Regions from separate parts of the Mus musculus genome. Here region 1 is linked to region 2. The links are chromatin contacts, found by POLR2A ChIA-PET in ENCODE. All regions are on one chromosome and are shown on one strand. Each heading gives the region's core, a stretch centred on a gene start or an enhancer-like site at or near the end of the contact. The rest is flanking DNA. Distances are from core to core; before and after follow the strand shown. Region 1 holds the start of Dennd4a (DENN/MADD domain containing 4A). Region 2 holds the start of Tipin (timeless interacting protein).

Region 1 (5,466 bases), core at 1,039-3,538, 530 kb before region 2:
TCCAATGGAAGAGCTCAATCAGCACCAGCTTTCTGGCTCTCCTGCAGGGATAGAAAAGTTGTACTCCTTCACCAAACTTCAAAAATGGAAACTTGTGCACTTAAGCTTGAAATGCAAGCCAAAATTTGCTCATTTTTATCCCTAATATTAAGCTGGTGTCAAGATCAATTAACTTCCCTCACAAGCACATTCTTTCAAAATTCCACAGCAAAGTAGAATGTTTAATCATTGGATGGTGGGGGGGGGGAAGAATTATGTAACACATATAGAATGATGGTGGTAACTATATGTTATTCTAGACTCTTGCTGGGAGCTGCAGTTCAAAGGGAGTTTGTAAAAATAAAAAGCTGCCTCAAACGATTATTACGTCTCGCCCAAACAAAACAAAGCCCCATAAAAGAAATCAAGTACAATTTTAAGTTCAATTAGGGCTCAGATCAGAAATTCTATTCCTTTTTTTTTTTCAGAAGCTGTATCTCAGAACTACTGTAAATATAAACTGATCAATTTGCCCAAGAATCCTTACTTATAAACTAATCTTGGGTTCCCCCTGAGACTCCTCTTTATAGTAATCTCAAATGCACCACAATAACTTAGTGTAACCTGGGCTACGATGTTTACAGGTGTCTCCACCCCCTTCCTCCAAGGAAAGAGGAGGTACAATGGGTGGGCAGAAAACAGATTAAGGCTGTATATACACTAAAGATAATCTTGTGATAATGTAATATTGTTTATTTTACTTTTGGGCTACCCTTTTCATTCATATCTAACACACTTAAAAGAACAATATACTCACAGAGTGACACAATTCCTGCCCTCCCATGTCTCTCTGGCTGGCTGACACCCACTTTCCCCTCAGATAAATACAAGCCTGTTGACTGATGCCTGTCCTGTTTTGCAAACAAGAAATAACTGTCCTATAAGACAAATAAAAACCGTCTCTACCGCTCTGAGGCCAACCATTCGTCTGAAGGAAAAGCACACTGGAGCAGCAACATCCAAGTTTCCCTTTACGTCCTGTCATTTAAAAGCACCATAAAAGAGATGTCGCTGCGACCCAATTCTAGGTCACAAGCTTTTTTGCCCCTTCTCCCCCTGCCCCCTCCTTCGTCTTTCCCCTCTAGAAAGAGATAAACTTCAAAAGGAGTGGTGATGACCAAGAATTGCGCGCGCGTGTGCACAGACACACACACACACACACACACACACACACACACACACACACACACACACACTGGTCAACTTGGACGCTGGCCGGGCTCACGTGGAACCTGAGCCCCAGCCGGGCCCCGGCATCTGGACTGAACAGCCGCGGGAAAGCAGCCCCCGCCGCGGGTTTGAAACCCAGAGCAGGTGGGATTCCGGGAAGCAACCTTACGTAACGAGCTTGTCAAAATCCCAGCTTCAGGACCTCCCCACCGTCCGCCCCCGCCCCATCACCCCAACAACAACAGCCCCAGGCCAGCACCAAATGGCCAGTCCGGAGGGACCCCCCCGGTGTCCCGCGCTCGTTCCCACACGGAGGCGCGCGAACGCCATCGACAGCATCTCGCCATCCTCCGGGACGGCCAGAGCCCCTCCTAGCAGCTGCCCGCGCCTAGCGGCCCTCCAAGTCCTATCACCCGGCTCGGCGTCCCCCTGCCAGTCACCTCCTCAGGGCCGTGACAGCTCCCTATGCCACCGATGCCCACGCCGCCGCCCCCGCCACTCACCTCCCCGCCGGCCCCCGCGCGAGCACCGGGAAGAGCCTGAGATGCAGAGTCTGATCCCCTCATGCGCGGCGGGCGGGACACGAGGGGGCTGAATGTCGCGGCGCTTGCAGCCAGCTTAGCTCATCTCCCGGCCCGGCGCTCCGCCCAGCCGTCTCAGTCAGACGGGACTCCCCCTCCCCGCGCGGTCGCCAAAGCCTCCGCCTCCTTCCTCAGCACCAGCCGCCGAACCCGCCGCGGCCGGCGCCATCTTGGGAGTGACGGTAAAGACATGGGGGCGGGGACTATGGCAACAAAAACCAATCACAGGCCGAATCTGACCCGAGGGGCAGGAATGGGCCGAGCTAGGGGGTGGGTCGTGGGGGGAGGGGACTAACAAGGGTCCCGCAAGTGGGCGGGCCGCTGGGTGGGGCTGTGGGCGGGGTGGGGCCGGGCTGGCTGGTGACGGCGAGTGTAGCTGGGGAAACGCGTCGTGGTTCCCCTTCAGGTTGGGAGATTCCGAGCCCCTGGCGAGTAAGAACAAGGCGCACTGTACCTTCCTCTTTCACAAGCATCCAGCTATGGCCAACAGACCTGCTTCTTCCTTCCCGGCACTGCTGCTTGGTGCAGTGGTCTGAGCTGAGATCCGCCCACCAAAGTCACTGGTATTCTGCAGAAAACCCCCTAAGCGGTTAGCAACCACCAGTAGCTTTCAGTCCCGAGACAGAGGTCAGGGAAAAGGGGGAATTCAGAGGGGTTCTCTGAAAAGCGCGTTGATAAAACAGCTATTGTTGATTGAAAGGGTGTCCATTACATTGATTAATTGGATATGGCCTACTTAAACTAGACTGCAGGTCTACTGTTAATGGCTATTGGCAAGATGCCTTTGAAAAATGTGGATAATAAAGGTTGATTACCTCTACAGAGTTACTCAGAAATGTAAAGTGTATGCCTAAAAAGTATTGAATAATGTTAGCTGGAATTCTATGAACAAATGAAGGAAGAAATAGGACCTTTTAAAAAAAAATTCCTCTAGGTTGAAGTTAATCTATGCAAAACAGGCTTCATCTTTATTGCCAACCGAGATTACAGTTTTATTTTATACCTCCACTCCTTCTCTTGGACTCATTCATCCAGACAATATTGTTGGAAAACCCAGCAGGGCTGACACACAACAGTCAGGGAACCAGAAAAGGTCTGCTTTGAGGGAGTTGAGGTCTAGTGGGAGAAGCTCAACAACAACAACAACAACAACAACAACCAAATATATTTAATGCTTGGAGAAGAAACATAAAAGTTCTAGGAAGAATTCTAGGTAGCAGATAACAGGGTGGTTTTTGAAACCAGAGTGATCAAGGCTGTGCCTCTCTGAAGTGCAGGAAGAAGCCAGTAATGGAAGAAAGGCCCCAGAGAATTGAGTAAAGCAAAAAGATCATGCAGAGAACCTGCAATAGGGAGGAGCTTGGCTTTTAGAACTGCGAGGAATCTGTGTTGATGAGAAATGTATTTTGCCTGGAGAAGCCTTCCATTAGATTAGAGAGGGAGTTGAGAGCTCCGTTGTATAGGGCCTAGAAATACAAGACTATCCTTAATTCTAACTGCAGGCCGAAGCCACTGAATGGCAAGTAGGGAACAAAGCAGCTGGGAACAGTGAGTGGTACTTGAAGAATGGCATCTATATTTATATTCTAGACAACATATGGACCAGAGAACCTGATTGAGAGGGTTTGTTTTTTTTTTTTTAAATCTAAGTTTGAGTCTCTTCAACACTGAGTTCACCAAATATAGTTCAAATTGTTTAAAAAATGTGTGGGCATCACATTATATTGTGTAGATAAAAATACACTAATTTCACTGAAAATTATTAAATAATACCATTGTTGATCCCCACACCCTCCCCCCCCCCTTTTTTTTTTTTTGTTTTGCTTTTCCGGGACAGGGTTTCTCTGTTCAGTCCTGGCTGTCCTGGAACTCACTCTGTAGACCAGACTGGCCTCAAACTCAGAAACCCGCCTGCCTCTGCCTCCCAAGTGCTGGGACTAAAGGCGTGCACCACCTCTGCCTGGCAAAAACTGAAGTCTTTTAACCATCCTCCCTACTGACGTCAGCCATGATGTTTTCCTCTCCAATGTGAGGGCATAGCTATCTGCCAATCAGTGATTGCTAGAGAGAGTCTATATCATGAAGCAAACATTGGGGGGCAATGGATGTGTTCACTATCTTGATTGCACAATGGTCACAAATATATACACATATGTCAAAGTTATTAAGTTGAGGGCTCTAAATACATGCCTCCTTTAGACCTCAATAACACTACTTAGACGCTTCTACCTTTTCCTCCTCTAAGATAAGCCCACTCTATAGCTCAGGCTGGTGTCAGATCCATTACAGTTCTCATGCCTTCCACCTTCTGAGCGCTATGATGGCAGCTTGTGCCGCCACACCCACTTTCTACAGCGATGGAAGCAGGAATTGGTGCATGCTAGGCAAGCGCTTAAGCAATTCTCTGCTTTAAACAAACATACAAACAAATGTTTTAAGGGTTCAATTGGGAACTCCTGGCTTTTTCCACTGGCCCTAGACTTAACCACTAATTGGTTTGATTGTTGTGAAGCATACCCAGTCAATCCCCTTTTAAAGGTTACCTTAGCATATTATATTATCACCAGTATAAAGCACTCTGAGTTGAGATATAGATATATCCGTCTACAATATAGGGTTGTAGTTAAAATATAAAAATGTAGTTTCAGGAATTGCTTTTTAGCATGAGAGTCTTTAAACGTTTCTAAAACAATTGAGAGAAAGTTCATCATCCCTCAGAACCCATGTCAAAAACCCTGGGCCTGGTGACTGTGCCAGATAGTTATGGCCAACTTGACACAAGCTAGAATCATCCGAGACGAGAGAATCTCCGTTGGGAAAATACCTACATCAGATCAGCTTGTAGGCAAAACTATAAGGCATATTCTTGATCAGCGATGATACGTGAGGGCCTAACCCACTCTCTGTATCGCCACTTGTAGGCAGGTGGTCCTAGATCTAATAAGGACACCAGCTGAGTGAAGAAGCTAATAAGATCATTCCTTATGGAATGGAAGCTAATAAGCTGCTTATGGAGAGGAAGCTAATAAGCAGCATTCCTCTGTGGCCATGCCTCCAGGTTCCTTCGTGAGTTCCTGTCCTGGGGATCCACCCCCACCAATCACTAATTAAGAAAATGGTTTACAGACTGGCCCACAACCCAATCTTGTGGAGGCATTTTCTCAACTGAGGTTCCCTCCTTTGAGATAGCTATAGTTTGTGACATAAATCTCGATTTTTCTTATAGAGGTACTGCAGATCAACCTCAGGTTCTAATGCTTGAGCAGTAAATACTTTACCAAGTAAGCAATCTCCCCAGGCTCCTAACTTCTGTCTCTTGAGAAAAGAATAATATGAAAAGGTAGCAGAGGCTCGGGTGTGGCTGAAGAGTGTCTGCCTATTACACAGGAAGTCCTGTGTTTGATCTCAAATGCTTTTTAAAATATAAAATCTTTATTATATTTTATATGTATAGGTGCTTTGCCTGCATGTGAGTCTGTGTACCACGTGCATGTCTGGTGCCCACAGAGGCCAGAAAAGAGTGTTGGATCCCCCCAGACTTGGATTTACAGATGGTTGTGAGCCGCACTGTGCGTGCTGGGAATCGAACCCATATACTCTGGAAGAACAAGTGCTCTTAACCACTGAGCACTCTTCTCAAGTACTTTGATATTACAAAATAGTTTTTTTTTGTCTG
Region 2 (5,622 bases), core at 1,497-3,996:
AGGAACCAGGAGGCCAGTTAGGGCAAAAGTCCTTCTCTATACACACAGTGGAATCCACAAAGCCCTGAGTTCAATTCCTAGTACCTCATAAACTACCTTGGGGCAAGGCAGTGCATGGACTTGTAATCCCAGCCCTCAGGAAGAGAGAGAGGATCAGAAATTTGTTATCTTCAGTTATGTGGCTGCGCCAACCCCAGACCAGCTTGGGCTACAATGAGAACCACTATCTTTAATTAGAAATAAAAATCTCCCGCTGGAAAGATGGCTGGGGTGGTTAAAACACAAATTGCTTTTGTAGAGGACTGAGTTCAGTTGCCAGCACCATACTTATATAGCTCACTAATACCTATAACTACTGCTTCAGGGGCTTTGACATCTGGCCTCAAGTGTACATATCCCCCAAGATACACACTCTTTTTGTTTGGTTGGTTGGGTTTTTTGTTTTGTTTTGTTTTTTCAAGACAGGGTTTCTCTGTATAGGTCCTAGAACTCAATATGTAGACCAAACTGGACTTGAACTCAGAAATTCACTGCCTCTGCCTCCCAAGTGCTGGGATTAAAGATGTGAGCCACCACTGCCCAGCAAGATACACATTCTTAAACCTTCAAAATTTCCTAAATTAAAACTAAAAATATGGGCTGGAGAGATGTCTCAGTGGTTAAGAGCACTGACTGCCTTCCAGAGGTCCTGAATTCAATTCCCTACAACCACATGGTGGTTCACAGCCATCTGTAATGGGATCTGATGCCCTCTTTTGGTGTGTCTGAAGACAGCGACAGTGTACTCATGTAAAAAAAAAAAATCTTAAAAAACAAAAACAGCTAAAGATATTATACTCAGGACATGTCTAAAACATCCCCAAAACTTCTAAATTTATTACTTCTTTAAATTTATGTTTGTTGTATGTATAATAAGAGTGCATTATGTGCCACCGGGGGAGGTCAAAGGACAACCTGTAATGACAATTTTGGAATTGTGGGTTTTGTTTTTTTGGGTTTTGTTTTTTTGGTTTTTCAAGACAGGGTTTCTCTGTGTAGCCCTGGCTGTCCTGGAACTCACCTCTATAGATCAGGCTGGCCTCGAACTCAGAAATCCGCCTGCCTCTACCTCCCAAGTACTGCGATTAAAGGCATGCCCAGTGGTGGTTTCTTTTTTAAAAAAAAAAAAAAGCACAGAAATGGGCTGGAGAGATGGCTTAGCAGTTAAGAGCACTGACTGCTTTTCTAGAGGTCCTGAGTTCAATTCCCAGCAACCACATGGTGGCTCACAACCATCTGTAATGGGATTCAATGCCCTCTTCTGGTGTGTCTAAGCAGCTACAGTATACTTACATACATAAAATTAATAAATCTTTTTTTTAAAAAAGCACAGAAATATTATTTCTTCATTTTAACTCCTGGTATGGGAATTGGCTGCTTCAGATTGCCCACAGCAGCTGGTATGACAGGCCTTGAGCTCTAATGCTGTAACGGCGATTCTGCTAACTGCAGATAGCTTCCTCAGGACTTTTCAGAGGGTAAAGGCCAGGATTGACTGCTTGCTGTTGGCTGTGGTTTTGTTTAGTGGTGAGCAAGAGAAGAAATAACACATCCTCAAGGTCCTCACCTTGCCTCAAACATGCCCCAAGGAACTTGACACTCCTCATCTGCAGGGTAAAGATAATGTTGCCATTTTTCCCCCTATCCTCTCGTTTTTTAGGGAGCCTAAAGGGTAGATTAAGGGTAGAGAAGGGTGGAAGAAAGAATCCACAAAGTAGCAAAGGACTCTGTGGGTAGAGTCAATTCTTTCCTTCCAGCTTTGCATGAGACCCAGGGATCACACTCAGTAAGGCTTGTTCCCCAGCACTATATCGCCTTTACTAGCTGTCCCCAATTCTAAATTTGTGACCGTAAATTTATAAAAACAAAGTACTGGCTCCTGATAATAAACCGCTACGTCTTTGAGTACCTTTAAATGTGGGAACCAAGGGTAGATTATAACTCTACCTAGGACCACTTGGCCTGGGTTCCAGGCCCAGAACAAGCACCCCAATCCTCAAAACATCTAGTTAGTACACTCAATCCCATTCTAATGGGAGTTTGAGAACAGGACTTAAAACTACAATAACCAGCAATTAACCAAAAAAGCACAGTGGGGCTTATCAGTAAACTGGTTTCTCTCAGTGTTTGTAAAGAATTAGATGTTCACAGCCCTTCCTTCTCTCCTTGACAACTGTCACACGTGTTTTAGACACTAACGAGTTAAGTCTCTTTCCCCCTCCAGGTCCTCAAACTCCCAGAGCAGTGTGCGTGACAAATTCAACATCCGATCCACAAGTCCTTCCCGGACCTGTTTCCAACCTACCGTTTTCCCTAGTTGTCAAAACAGGAGCTCCTCGCCCTAAAGGAAGTCCCACCACCCTCACTCTCGTCCCACCGTCGGCGCCAGCCCTAGGGATGTCACCTCTCCCTCGCCTCCCCTCGAGTCCGCTTCCCAGCCTCCCTCTCAGCTAGGTCCGTGCGCGCGGCTCCGGTGCAGGCCCGCCATCCTCCCGCGGCGCCTCCCACCCGCTCCGCCCGCTCCTCCTCAGCCCCGCTTCCGCCTGGCTCCTGGGTGAGACCCCATCTCCCGCGCCCCGCGCCGCCTTTGCAACGCGGGCTCCACTTCCAAAATCTGCGCTCACAGAAACCGGTCTCACCTCACCTAGACAGCGGCCGCCGCCAAGCGCGCCAACACCGCTTCTCGCGAGACTCGGCTCCGCGAGACAAGCTGAGAAATTTGGCGCCAAGGGTAGGCGAAGAGGCGTGGGAGGAGCCTAAGGGTCTGAGCCCCGCCCACCGCGCTCGGAAGCCCGCCTACCCATCCGGAATGTCTGGGACGGCAATGAGTTCTGGGCGCTTTATTAGCTCCAGAAATAGGTCTCCGGGTTTAGAACACGAACGATGGAAGCCAGGCATAATAGTGCACGCCTGGAATCCCAGCACTCGGAGGCTGAGGTAGGAGGATCGCCACAGGTTCCAGGCCAGCGTCTACGAGAAAAAAAAAAAAAAGAAAGAAAAGAAAACTGATTTGTAGAGGAGTAAAACGTAGTGTCAAACAACTTTGGCTGGAAAATTACTGCATCTTCAGAATAGCAAAATGCCACGACTATGAATTTTGTTAATTAAATAAAGATATGAGGAAAAGATTGTAGTTTGTAGTTAGGGTTAGACGTGTAGACCCAAAGAAATATGTCAAGAGCTGGAGAGAGGGCTCAGTGACTAGAGCCCTGACTGCTCTTCCAGAGGTCCTGAGTTCGATTCCCCAGCAACCACATGGTGGCTCACAATCATCTGTAATGGGATCTGATGCCTTCTTCTGGAGTGTCTGAAGACAGCTACAGTGTACTCACATACATAAAATAAATCTTTAAGAAAGAAAAAAGAAATATGTCAACAACAAAAAAAGGAGGGTTCCCTGTTTTCTTTAAAAGTATTGAATCCGGCCGGGCGAGGTGGCACACGCCTTTAATCCCAGCACTTGGGAGGCAGAGGCAGGTGGATTTCTGAGTTCGAGGCCAGCCTGATCTACAAAGTGAGTTCCAGGACAGCCAGAGCTACACAGAGAAACCCTGTCTCGAAAAATCAAAAAAAAAAAAAAAAAAAAAAAAAGTATTGGATCCAGTGTTTACCTTTAATCTTAGGCAGATCCCTGGAGTTCCAGGCCATCCAGTGCTACACAGTGAGATATTGTTTCAAAACAAACAACAAAAAGGGAGGGCAGGGTTGGGGAGATCCCTCAGAGGGTAAAGGACTCCCCCACATTGCATGATGAGCTGAGTTCAGATCTCCAATACCCAGGTTAAAAAACAGCTTGATATTACCCGGAATCCCGATTCTGAGAAGGCAAAAATCAGATTCCTCCAGCTGGCTAGCCAGCCAGCCAGGTTTAACTGATGTGTTCCAGGCACAGTGAGAGACCCTGTCTCAAAGGGGGGGGGGGGGGGCTGAGACATACAGATGGCTTAACCATTAAGAGTACATGTTGCTCATGTAGGGGACTCTAGTACACTCACATAGTGACACAGCCGTGTATGATTCCAGGGTATCTGAGGCTCTCTTCTGACCTCCAGAGAACCAAGCACTCTGTAGATTTATGTATGTATATCATGGTTTATGTATGTATGTTTATATGTGTGGATATGTATGTAAATATGAATGGTTTATTCATGTAGTTATGGGTATGTATAGATGCATATATGGTTTATTTATGTATGTAGGTTTATTTATGCATGGGTATGTATGTACACAGGCATATATGTATTACATACACAACCATACATATAAAAGTATTTTTTAAAGATCTATTTATTTATTATATGTAAGTACACTATAGCTGTCCTCAGATACTCCAGAAGAAGGCATCAGATTTCGTTATGGATGTTTGTGAGCCACCATGTGGTTGCTGGGATTTGAACTCGGGACCTTCAGAAGAGCAATCGGCACTCTTAACCACTGAGCCATCTCTCCAGCCCCACAGGAAGTCTTTTTTAACAATGAGATTGTGAGGGAAGCAACCAGTGCTCACCTCCTGATTCTGTACCTCACACCCACATACAAAATAAAAGCAGAGCTGGGTGGGGCTGGAAAGATTGCTCAACAGTTACGAGTATCTCGTGCTCCTGTGTTAACTCCAAAGATTGGAGGAGAAAGAACACCGACCCAAATCATCATGGCCAAATTAATTAAAGCAAGCTTTTTCTTTATTCCTGCACACCTAAAAGCGGGGATCAAGAGATCAGCCTTGGGCGTGAGGAAGACAGGGTTTTTAAAGCTCTGGGGTGAGTGTTTCCAATGGAGGGGGTTGGTGAGGAAATAGGCAGGGTTACAGGAGGAGAACATAAGCATGACGCATGACACGTTAGTCGTATCGCCCTCCTGACACACAGACATAATTACAAGGTGGTCATACAAGGTTGACTTAACCTTTTTTTTTTTTTTTTTTTTTAGATTTGTTTATTATATCCAAGTACACTGTCGCTATCTTCAGATGCACCAGAAGAGGGCATCAGATCTCATTACGGATGGCTGTGAGCCACCATGTGGTTGTCGGGATTTGAACTCAGGACCTTCGGAAGAGCAGTTGGTGCTCTTAACCACTGAGCCATCTCTCCAGCCCAGCTTTTTGAACCAAAGGAAGGATTGCAAGATGGTTGTTCCTGGAACAGGAAGTGCAAAACCATTTGTAGTTAAGATTACAGGTCAGCCGGGCCTTTAATCCCAGCACTGAGGAGGCAGGGGCAAGTGGATTTCTGAGTTCAAGGCCAGCCTAGTTATAAACAGGAGTGGGCCTAGTTTGTCGTTACTATAAGATGGCTTTTAAGTCTAAGATGGAGGCAGGTTGGTTCATCACTTTCAGGGAACCTAGGTTCTGTTCCCAGAACCCACATGGCTACTCACAACCACCTATAACTCTAGTTCCAGGAGGTGTGATGCCCTCTTCTGACCTCTGGGGGCATTGCACACACCAGTGCAATGGAGATAAAATAGTCAAACAGAGAAAATAAAATAAATACACCTTAAAAATGTAGTCATCGGGACAGGAGCAATCCCTTAGCAGATGAAAGCACTTGTCACCAAGTCTGACAGAGCTCCATCCTGGGG

The links. ChIA-PET counts read pairs that join two places held with the same protein, here RNA polymerase II (POLR2A).
Region 1: POLR2A ChIA-PET joins it to region 2 with 10 read pairs in embryonic stem cell. The contact joins the promoter of Dennd4a here to the promoter of Tipin in region 2. POLR2A ChIA-PET finds 5 or more read pairs at or near these places in 2 of 5 experiments (Patski and embryonic stem cell).

Annotation. Positions count from the first base shown.
Region 1 is chr9:64,807,833-64,813,298 of GRCm38, reverse strand. Dennd4a (DENN/MADD domain containing 4A) reads right to left here and starts at 2,288. Exons shown (of 35, transcript NM_001162917.1): 1 at 2,279-2,288; 2 at 1,713-1,959. Gm36459 (a long non-coding RNA gene) reads left to right here and starts at 1,884. Exons shown (of 3, transcript XR_379559.2): 1 at 1,884-1,972; 2 at 2,197-2,353.
Region 2 is chr9:64,278,709-64,284,330 of GRCm38, reverse strand. It overlaps Tipin (timeless interacting protein), which reads right to left and starts at 2,746. Exons shown (of 8, transcript NM_001324557.1): 1 at 2,684-2,746.